2 separate regions of the Mus musculus genome follow, and region 1 is linked to region 2. Evidence: chromatin contacts called from ENCODE Hi-C or POLR2A ChIA-PET data. All regions are on one chromosome and are shown on one strand. Each heading gives the region's core, a stretch centred on a gene start or an enhancer-like site at or near the end of the contact. The rest is flanking DNA. Distances are from core to core; before and after follow the strand shown.

Evidence for each region. A loop is a pair of places that touch in the nucleus more often than their neighbours do. ChIA-PET counts read pairs that join two places held with the same protein, here RNA polymerase II (POLR2A).
Region 1: a loop to region 2 is called in a map of T-helper 17 cell, with 6 times the contacts of the local background. The contact joins the promoter of I730030J21Rik here to the promoter of Poldip3 in region 2. A Hi-C loop is called at or near these places in 1 of 37 maps with a recorded cell type or tissue (T-helper 17 cell). POLR2A ChIA-PET finds 5 or more read pairs at or near these places in 1 of 5 experiments (embryonic stem cell).

Annotation. Positions count from the first base shown.
Region 1 is chr15:100,729,553-100,734,332 of GRCm38, reverse strand. I730030J21Rik (RIKEN cDNA I730030J21 gene) reads left to right here and starts at 1,596. Exons shown (of 3, transcript NR_045782.1): 1 at 1,596-1,793; 2 at 1,895-1,969; 3 at 3,449-3,828.
Region 2 is chr15:83,146,895-83,152,208 of GRCm38, reverse strand. It overlaps Poldip3 (polymerase (DNA-directed), delta interacting protein 3), which reads left to right and starts at 2,831. Exons shown (of 9, transcript NM_178627.4): 1 at 2,831-3,014. The coding sequence starts at 2,956. It overlaps Rnu12 (RNA U12, small nuclear), which reads right to left and starts at 2,564; the gene lies at 2,415-2,564.

The sequences.
Region 1 (4,780 bases), core at 347-2,846, about 18 Mb before region 2:
TACTCTAGTACTGACCTCTACCCAGGCTTAAATCCTCTTATAACCGTCAGGCTCCCCAGTCTGACCACTGGGATCTAGAAAAGAGCGAAGGCTTGCCTGTCTTTGTATCTCCGTGTACCTGTGCTCACACAGAGGCCAGCACAGCAGACTTCAACAGTATTTAGAGGCCAGATACGGTGGTACCCCACTGTTTGAGGCAGGAGGATGTAACCCTGTGACAGGGCCACAGATCTTAGCACAGTTGACCCCGTGATGGAAGCACCATCCAGAGTGTGAAACTCAGCCCGTAGACAGCACCACCTGCAACTAAAACAGACCTAATCCACCTAAGTCCACGGCTCTGGGAAAGTCTCAGAGCGTACTAACCTTGCTTTGGCTTCTGTAGTTCTGCTTCTAGCTAACTGTTCTTGCTAACTGAAATGTGTCAACAGAATGTGGTTTTTATCCTTAAAGAGAAAAGACTTGGCTACACAGGGATCTCGTTATAACACCCAGTGTCCTGCTGGCCGGGGCCGGCTAATAGACTTCGTATCGGTTTAAACTGTGTGTGCGCAGTCATCTCTGGTGGACACCACAGAGCAGCTCTAGGCCAGCTTGAGTTGTATATAAATAAAAACCCTATTTCAAAGCACCAACAACCATAACAAAACAATCTTTAAAGGAAGGAAGGAAGGAAGAGGAAGGAAGGAAGGAAGGAAGGAAGGAAGGAAGGAAGGAAGGAAGGAGAAAGCCACCAACAACACTGTAGGATTAGAAGGTAGTGTTGTTTATTATTTACCAGAGACTAAAAGCATTAAAAAAATAAACAAACCGCACTTTGTTTTGGGTTTTGGCTGTTGTTTTAGAGTTGGGTTCTGGTTTGGTTTGGAGATAGGGTCTCATGTTCCTGAGTCTGGCCTGGATGTAGCCAAGGACTCCGGATCTCTCTTGCTTCCAACTCCCAGACACTGGGATTACAGTATACGCCACTGGCTTCAGATTTTTGGTTTTGTTAGGCTGGCCTCAAACTTACTTTGCAGTCAAGACGACCTTTAACCTCCTGACTTTTTTAAAAGTTTATTTACCCTTTATTTTATGTGCACTGGCATTCTGCCTGCATGTACATCTATGTGGGCACGTCAGATCTTGGAGTTACAGACAGTTGTAAGCTGCCATGTGGGTGCTGGGATTTGAACTCCGTTCCTCTGGAAGAACAGTCAGTGCCCTTAACCCAGTCCGCACTTCTAACCTACATCATCACACTTCTGTGATTTCTGGCCTATGCTGGTGTGGTATCTGGGGATCAAACTCAGCTCATTGGGATTGTACTTTTCCCCACAGAGGCACCTCGCCTGGCCCCCACAAGTGTTTCTGGATAAGAGGCTAGCCCTCTCTGTGAAGGGCAAGACTCCCCTCCCCTGAGTCTGCCACACTCAGAAGCCGCTGTCTCTCTCCAGGGCCTGAGAGTGGGAGGAAGGGAGCCATAAGGGGCAGAACTGACGTCACCAGCTCACAAAGCTGCCTTGTCTCTCTGCTTCAGCAGATCTGCTCCTCACTGAACTTCCTGCGCTATGGTGGGGAAGCCCCTTGAAAAAAAGAAAAAAGGAGACGGAAGTGCAGAGCACTCCAAACCAGAACCTAAATGGTAGAGCAACAAACAGCAGCCTGTGCGGGAAGATAATGAAATTTACAAAGCTTCTAGGAAGGCCCATCTCAAGTCCTTGCAGCTGAGAGAATCTGAGCCTGCCACCTCAGAAGTGCCTAAGGATGGTTGTGAGCATGTGTGGATGACTTCTTCAGGAGCCGGACAGCAGGTTGGGAGGCATCTTGTCCTGGTGCCCGATTTTCCCTTTATTTAGTACACATATAAACTTGTCATTTAACAGAAATCATGTTCTTTTCTTTTCTTTATTAGTACCGTGGGTGTGAGTGAGTGTGGGTGCTTGTGTGGAGAACAAGGACAACTTTTGGGAATCGATTCTCTTACCATGTAAGTTCTGGGGACTAAACTCAGGGATCAGAGGTTGCACAAGTGCTTTCACCTGCTGAGACACATCGATGCCCCTCCCCCCTTTTTGAGTTAGGGTCTCATGCAGCCCACAATGGTCTCAAACTTATTTAGCCAACAGTGACCTTGAACCCTGATCCTCCTGTCTCCCTCTCTCAGCTGCTTGGATTGGAGGTGTGTGTCACCGTGTTCAATTAATGAAAGCCAAATTTTAAGTGGGCTGCCACCAGCGGAGGTCAGGGTGTCCCCTTCTGCCCTGTGGTGCATCAGAACCTTCCCATGCAGTGGGGAAGGGAGCCCTCCCCAACCCCTGCTAGGAGAGAACGCAGTGTTTTAGGGATAAGTCTACAGCAGGCACCTCCAAATTAGACAGCTAGTCATTATGAAGACTTAAGTCACCTTTAAAATCATAGTCAGGCATGGTGGTTCATTTGTCTAATCCCAGCACTTGAGAGGCTGACTCACGAGGATTGAGACCAGCTTGGCTAGCTACAGGAGGCCTTTTCTTGAAATGCAAAAATGAAAGGGGGGGTGGCTCACACCTTTAATCCCCACACTAGAGAGGTAGAGGCAGGTGGATCTCTGAGTTTGAAGCCAGCCTGATTTACATAATGAATTCTCAGACAGCTAGGGTTACTTAGAGAGATTCTGAATCAGATAGATAGATAGATAGATAGATAGATAGATAGATAGATAGATAGATAGATGACCTCTGACCTGCATGTACAACACACACACACAAATCACTAAAAGAAACAGATTGAAAATGATCAAAGTGCATTATATATACATCTACGAAGTGTCATAATGAAACCTTTGTTTCCCATAACTAATGAACGCTAATCAACTTCTTATTCCCAAAGTGAACTCATTAATAACAGCTTCAGAATTTGAGGTACACACATCGGCTGGCACTCCTCGAAAAGCCAAACAGTCTCTTTCACGCTCCAAGGCAGAGTAAGAGGTCATGAGCCTACCCTGGAGCAGTCTGAGGTCCCTCAGGTCAAGTTGGGACCTGACTAAGATCACACAGTGCTGAAGGTCGAAGAGCTAAGTGAAAGGGAGGTGGGAGCAAAGGCCAAACCACCGAGTCTCACACCCAAGGGACGAGAAGCAAAGACAGCGGCGGCCCATTATCTGCAGCAGGAAATGTTGGTGATCCCAAAGCCTGGTAAAGTGTCACCCTTCACCTAAGTAAGCAAGCTCAGTAAACTTCCCCGCTGTGATCTCCTGGCCTTCCCAGAATGCCTCTGGTCCCCTCTGAGCGCTCAATTCAACGACAGGGGTGCTGGGTCCTGGCCCCTGAGCCTTAGAGACTCAAAACTGCAAAGCCATTTTAACATCAACCAAAACAGAAAGATCCATTCCATTTCCCCCCCCCCCCCCCGTGGTGTTTGTTTGTTTTTTGGAGGCAGAGTATCGATATTCATCTCAAGCTTCCTTTCACTGTGTTGTCTGCAGCCACAGATCCTCCTGCATCCTCCTGCTTCCGAAATGCTGGGATCAATGTCTACCAGAAAGCATCCGAACTTGGGGATCATGGTACATCACTTCTGTAATCTCAGAGCTGCAGACGCCGAGGCCAGAGGATCAGGAGCACAAGGCCATCCTCGAGTCTATGGAGAATTTTGGTTTCTTTTAAAACCCAGTTATGTTGTGGGAATGAGTGTGTGTGTGTGTGTTGTGTGTGTGTCTATACCTATCTATCTTGCCCCAGAGAACCAGAACCCCTAATCATCAAGAAGTAGTCTATATACACCCCCTTTCTCCTCTAACTTCTTTCTCTCCAACCTACTGTTGGGGTTTGTAATAAAAGTCGGGAGGTAGACGTATAAGAACCTAATAAAGTAGTTTTTTTTTTTTTTAAAAAAGCCAAAACTCAACTATATTATGTAGGGAGTTCAAGACTACCTTTGTCCACTTGAGACTCTTTCTCAGAAAACACACATGAGGGCTGGAGAGATGGTTTGTTGGTGAAGAGCAATTGCTGCTCACTGCTGTATAGCTCGGGGTTCAGGTCCCATCACCCCTGTAAAGCCAGGCATCTGCCTCTAACCAGCTCTGAGGGATTACACCTCTGGCTGTGTGCTAGGAGGGCCACATGCATATAAATGAGTAAATAAAACCCTTCTTTAAAACCACACGAAAAGAAAGTTTCCAAATCACCAGGAATTCAGAACTAGGATAAGAAAATTACGTCAGGATGGTAGGCTCAGAACCCATGAGCAGCCACTGTCTAGGTGGCAGGACGACTCAGAATCAGACGCGAGTTTAAGTAATTTTTGTTATTTATATATTTATTTGTATTTATTGAGACGCGATCTCCTATGTAGCTCAGGTTGGCCTGGAACTCAAGATCTCCCTGCCTCCGCCTTCCGGAGCTAGGTTTTAGGATTGTGCCAAACCTAAATCTGCATTTCTAACCACCTCGAAGGTGTTCTGCGTGTCCGGACCGCATTTCTGAACCTCACTCGGCAACCTCCCACTGACCCTACCCTTGGATAGCAGGAGTTAGGTACTGAGGCTGGGATTTGGCTGGGTGAGGCCGGGCACTTGCCAGTTGGCAGTTAGATGGGAGGGGAAGTTATCTGTTCACAACCTCAGACGCCTGGGACAGAGCCTCGGGGCTCGCTGCCGCCCAGCCCGCCCTGAGAGCTGCTGGCCTCGGGCTCTGAGGTCCGCAGCCCCTCCGCCACCGAGCCAGCACGTTGCACACCGTGGCTTGCTGCTCTCGCCCTGCGGAGCAGGTGGCTTGGAGTGGCGATGGCCTGGGATGCGGGTGGCCTTGGGTGG
Region 2 (5,314 bases), core at 1,582-4,081:
CTAAATCAGTGAAGCTAGTTCTGCTAACAGTGACATCTATCTTGCCAATTTCAGGGCTTCTGTGACCTTTCTGTGTCAGGATCTTTCAATGACTCTTAGCTTGTGTTGAGGTGACACAGAACCAGCCAGCATGCCACCTCTGCCGAGATGGTTGGGCTGTGACGACCTGGTCCTGCTGGAGCAGATGTTCAGGTGGTGAATGTGAGCTGAGAGCTCTATGGTTGGAAGAAGCTGCTTCTAAAAACTGGGGAAAGCTGGGGGGGGGGGGGCTGACTAGGAAGTGTCTGCTGCACAAACATGGATAGCCTGATCAGGGAACCCCATTGTCATGGAGGTCAGTGGAACTGCCCCCCCCCAAAAAGCCTCACCCTAGTCCCAACTCCAAAAAGAGTCACCGAATTTATGGATAGTCTCTACATAGTAAGGGGATTTGTTATGACGACTTACAGTCTGTAGTCCAACTCCCCAACAGTGGTCAGCTGTGAAGTCCAAGGATCTAGTAGTTGCTCAGTCACACAAGGCTAGTAGATTCCAAAAGATGTGCTGGCAAATGCAAGCCGGCAAAGAGTGAATCTTTCTTCTTCCAATGTCCTTATGTAGGCCTCCATCAGAAGGTGTGACCCAGATTAACGGTGTGTACCACCATGCCTGAATCTGGGACTTGTTTTGTCCCAGGCTGACCTTGAACTCAGAGATCTCTTTGCCTTAGTCTCCTGGGATTCATAGCCACTATGCCTCAAGATCTCCATGCCAAGATCCAAGTCAGAAACTTGTATCTCCCAGCCTCAAGATCTGGATCACAGGTGAGCCCTCCAATTCTGGATTGTAGTTCATTCCAGATAGAGTCAAGTTGACAACCAGGACCAGCCATTACAGATAATTTCCTTATAGTCCCATGTACTGAAGGAAAACATTTTAACAACTTCACTGTTAGAGGAGTTAGGACCTTATAGGCAAGACCCCTCTGGCCTGTTCCTATATTCTGCATAGCTCAACTTGGCCCCAGCAGTGAGGTTAAACCTTTACCCACCCTGGGATTCTCTTCCTCGTGTGCACGTAGAGGTACGAGTGTGTTGTATGCTGGTGTTCTCTACTTAAAGAGATCAAGTCTAGACCCACTCGCAGTTCTACCACCAGGACCAGGATGCTTCTCCAGTATCGGATGCTGAACCTTAGGGTTTTCCTGGATCCTGCCAAGCCTTCCATTGAACCCTGATGCTCTGTTTTGTTTTGTTTTTTAATGGCTGACCCGGTAGTGGACCTGTAGTTCAGGCCCTGGCAGCAGGGATGGGGTTCCAGTTGTAGAGTCTATGTCCTGAGAATGGGGGCAGTCCAGGTTGATCAAAGTCCCCACTTTGCCAAAGCCTCAGTCATAGGGCATTTCAAACTAGTAGCCTGGGATTCCTGAGCCAAGCTCGTGAATATTCTTGTGGGAAACTGATTCTTGTCTCTTAGGAAGGCCTTCCTTTCATAACATGTACATTTTTTTTAAATGTTCCATATGGCAGATAGTTTTTTTTTTTTTTTTAGATTTATTTTATTAATATATGTAAGTACACTGTAGCTGTCTTCAGACACTCCAGAAGAGGGAGTCAGATCTTGTTGCGGATGGTTGTGAGCCACCATGTGGTTGCTGGGATTTGAACTCTGGACCTGCGGAAGAGCAGTCGGGTGCTCTTACCCACTGAGCCATCTCACCAGCCCCAACATGTACATTTTCAAGGGAACATGAGAAACTGACCCAAGAGCATCATGTTTTTATTTTTGAAAAAATTATCTATTTTTATGTTTATGAGTGTTTTGCCTGTATACACATATATGTATGTATGTATGTATGTATGTATGTATGTATGTATATGTATGCAATAGCCTGGGAGGTCAAGAAGGCATTGAATCTCCTGGCACTGGAGTTACATGTGAACTTCCATGTGAGTGCTGAGAACCAAACCCAGGTAGATCCTTTGCAATATCAGCAAGTGCTCTTAGCCGCTCAGCGGACCAGCTTCTAGAAATTCTGTCTCAACAATGAGAAACTATCCCATAGGTCAAACACTAACATGTCAGTTAAGAGACCACCTTCATTTGCCTCATTTACACAGTCAGGAGGCAAACGGAAAGGTGACTAGTCTAGGCATCAGAAACTGAGCACGACCTTACAACGTAGACGACCTTACAACATGGGCAGTTATGTCCAGGCATGATCAATTGAAATTGAGGTACATAGCAGTAGGAGAACAACAGTCCCATCTTGTCTGAAAAACAGTAAGAGAGAGGCTGGAGAGGTGGGGCGCGCTCACGCTCACACACCAGGTAGGGCAAAGGCAGGCATCAACATACGACTTGCAACCACTAGCACCTGAGAGCAACCATTCAGAGGAGCTGCTAAGCTTTCTATTCTTGTAGAATTAGGGGGTCGGGCAGATCGCGTCACCCAGGCATCCCGCAAAGTAGGCGGGTCGCCTCAGATTGCAACCTATACCCGCTCAAAAATTCTTCTCACATAAGCAGTGAGGACTCGGGCGTCACCCCGAATCGTTATTTTCCTTACTCATAAGTTTAAGGCATGAGGAACGTGTCTACGTTCCTCAGGGGTAAGAAATTATATTCTCATTACAAGTATGGTGAGTGTCCGATCGGCTGTATGACTAAAAGACTTGTCCTCTTGATAATGCTTTTTAATGGTTTATGATCGATATAATTCTAATTCCTCATTAGCAAAAGGAGGAGGGGGGAGAGAGAGCCCATAAGGCTCCGGACTCCTCCATGCAAATTAGAAGCGAGCACCGCAAAGGCTCACGGGGAGAGAGGCTCCACCCCTTCCGTCTCGAGCTTTTCGTTTGAGCTGTCGCGAGAGTTGGCCGTCCGGGTTGCCGGAAGCCGCTCTTGACTCCGGCCGCGGGGCGGGCTCGCCGCAGTCGGCTTCTCCTCCGTTCTCCGCTAGCTGCGCGCCGCAAGATGGCCGATCTCTCGCTGGACGAGCTCATCCGGAAGCGCGGGACGGCGGCCAAGGGACGGTGAGCGGCCCTTTCCCTTTTCCTCGAGGCTCGTAGGGGCCTCGCTGCTTCTTGGGGTTCGGGGGCGGAGGAGGGAGCGGCTCCGGGGGGCGACGCCGCTTGCGCCCGCCCCCTGCGTCCGCCGCGCTCCTTATTGGCCCGGCCGCGCGGGCCCAGCTGCTGGTCGGTCCACTGGCTGCTGGGCCCGGGAGGCCCGGGAGGCCCGATCGCAGGCGAGCCGAGGGCTGGGCGGGCCAGGGCCTTGCTCCCCGGAGGATCGGGTCCGGGGGGACCACGGTGGCGCCGTCTCCGCTCGGCCTTTAGGTCCTGGGAGTTAAGAGGGCGGAAGTTGAGCGGAGGAGCCGCCAGCCCAGAGCTGTTTATGGCCAGTTCTGCTGGTTCTCCTATGCCACGGTGCTTAGCCCGACCCGTTTTAAGCAAAGAGCTCTTTCATAGGCGAGACGCCTTGTTCCTTTCACTGTGATATCTGTAATGGTTGTCTGATCGTTTTGTTTTCTCTTGAGGCCGGCTTTCACATAGCCGGAGCGAGCCTCGAACTCGCTGCGTCTCCGAGGCTGGCCTTAAAACGCCAAGAGTCTCCCTCCTCCTCCCGTTTCTCAAGGGCTGAGATGACAGGCCAGTTTGTTTCCGTTTTGAGAGCCGGCGTCCTCCATGTTATCCAGGAACTCCTGATCTCAAATCCATCCTCCTGCCTCAGTCTCTTGAGTAGCTGGTGCTCCAGGCGCTCCGCTGTTGCTTAACTATTTTATTCCGCATTTCACAAACGGGAAAGCTGGAGCCAGAGAGAAAGACTTTCCCAAGGCCACCGAGTGCCCCAACTGAGTTGGCCTCAGGCAAAGACAGACAAAACAGTTCCAAGAGGGTGGCATTGGCATTCATGGATGTATGCCCTGATGTCTTAAGTGAGACAGTCAGACTCAACATACTCTTAAACATCGATAGCCATTTCTAGCTTTTATAAATGTGCAGGTGAAAAAGTGGTTAAGTCGGCCCGTGGTCAGCAGGCATATAGATACACTGCTGTAGGTGTCAGGAACTGTTTTCCTGGGGCTGGAGAGATGGCTCAGCAGTTAAGACACCAACTGCTCTTCCAGAGGTCCTGAGTTCAATTCCCAGCAGCATGGTGGCTCACAACCATCTGTAATGAGATCTGATGTACTCTCTTCTGCTATGTTTGAAGACAGTAACAGTGTACTCACATACATAAAATAAATAAACCTTTTTATTTTTTTAAGGAACTGTTTTCCCAGACACTGATCTGCTCAGCTATGCCAATCCTTCCCTACGCCTGTGTCTAGTAAACACTGTTGCCTCCTACACTGAAAGGAGACAAGCTCCCTCCAATCTCAGTGCCACCCAGCTCACCAGCTCTTATTGTCACATGTCTTCTGGGTCGTAAGAGAGATTGACACCCACAATGATTAAGCCATTTAAAAGTTTTGAGCGGGGCAGTGGTGGTGCACGCCTTTAATCCCAGCACTTGGGAGGCAGAGACAGGCGGATTTCTGAGTTCGAGGCCAGCCTGGTCTACAGAGTGAGTTCTAGGATAGCCAGGACTACACAGAGAAACCCTGTCTCAAAAAAACAAACAAACAAAACCAAAAAAAGTTTTGAGACCTTTTATTGATGGCTAGGCCATGAGTCAGTCACTTAGTGACCATGCTTGGGGATACATTGTTTTTAAAGACAAAACCAATTACATGGGTGCTGGGGAGGAGGTCACACTAGTGAGGAGTTTGGGGTGGCCTGTAATATGTGTTTTCTTGCAGAGGTCAGCAGTGTGTTTCAGACACTCCATGACATTTTATTTGCACTTCTTCATGGTTATTTTAGTTTCATGTTAAACTTGCACAGACATCAGTTATATTGGTTCATGTCTGCAACAAGGGAGGACCATGGACATTCCCAAAAGCAATTCCAAGGCGGATGTGGCTGGTGATGGTGGAAGGCTGAGAACTGTTTAGGCTGTGACCCCCTCCATGAATTCTTTTCTTTTCTTTTTTTTAGATTTATTTATACTTTATGTGAGTGCACTGTTGCTGTCTTCAGACACACCAGAAGAGGGTGTTGGATTCCATTACAGATGGTTGTGAGCCACCATGTGGGTGCTGGGAATTGAACTCAGGTCCTCCCGAAAAGGAGTCAGTCCTCTTAACCACTGAGCCATCTCTCCAGCCGCATGAATTATTTTCTTTGCTACTTCATAACTAGTTTTCATACTATTACAGGTCGTAACGAGTCAGTTTTCCTGGTCTTAGGTGATCCCTGTGAAAGTGTGGTTCAATTCCAAAGCAGTCTCT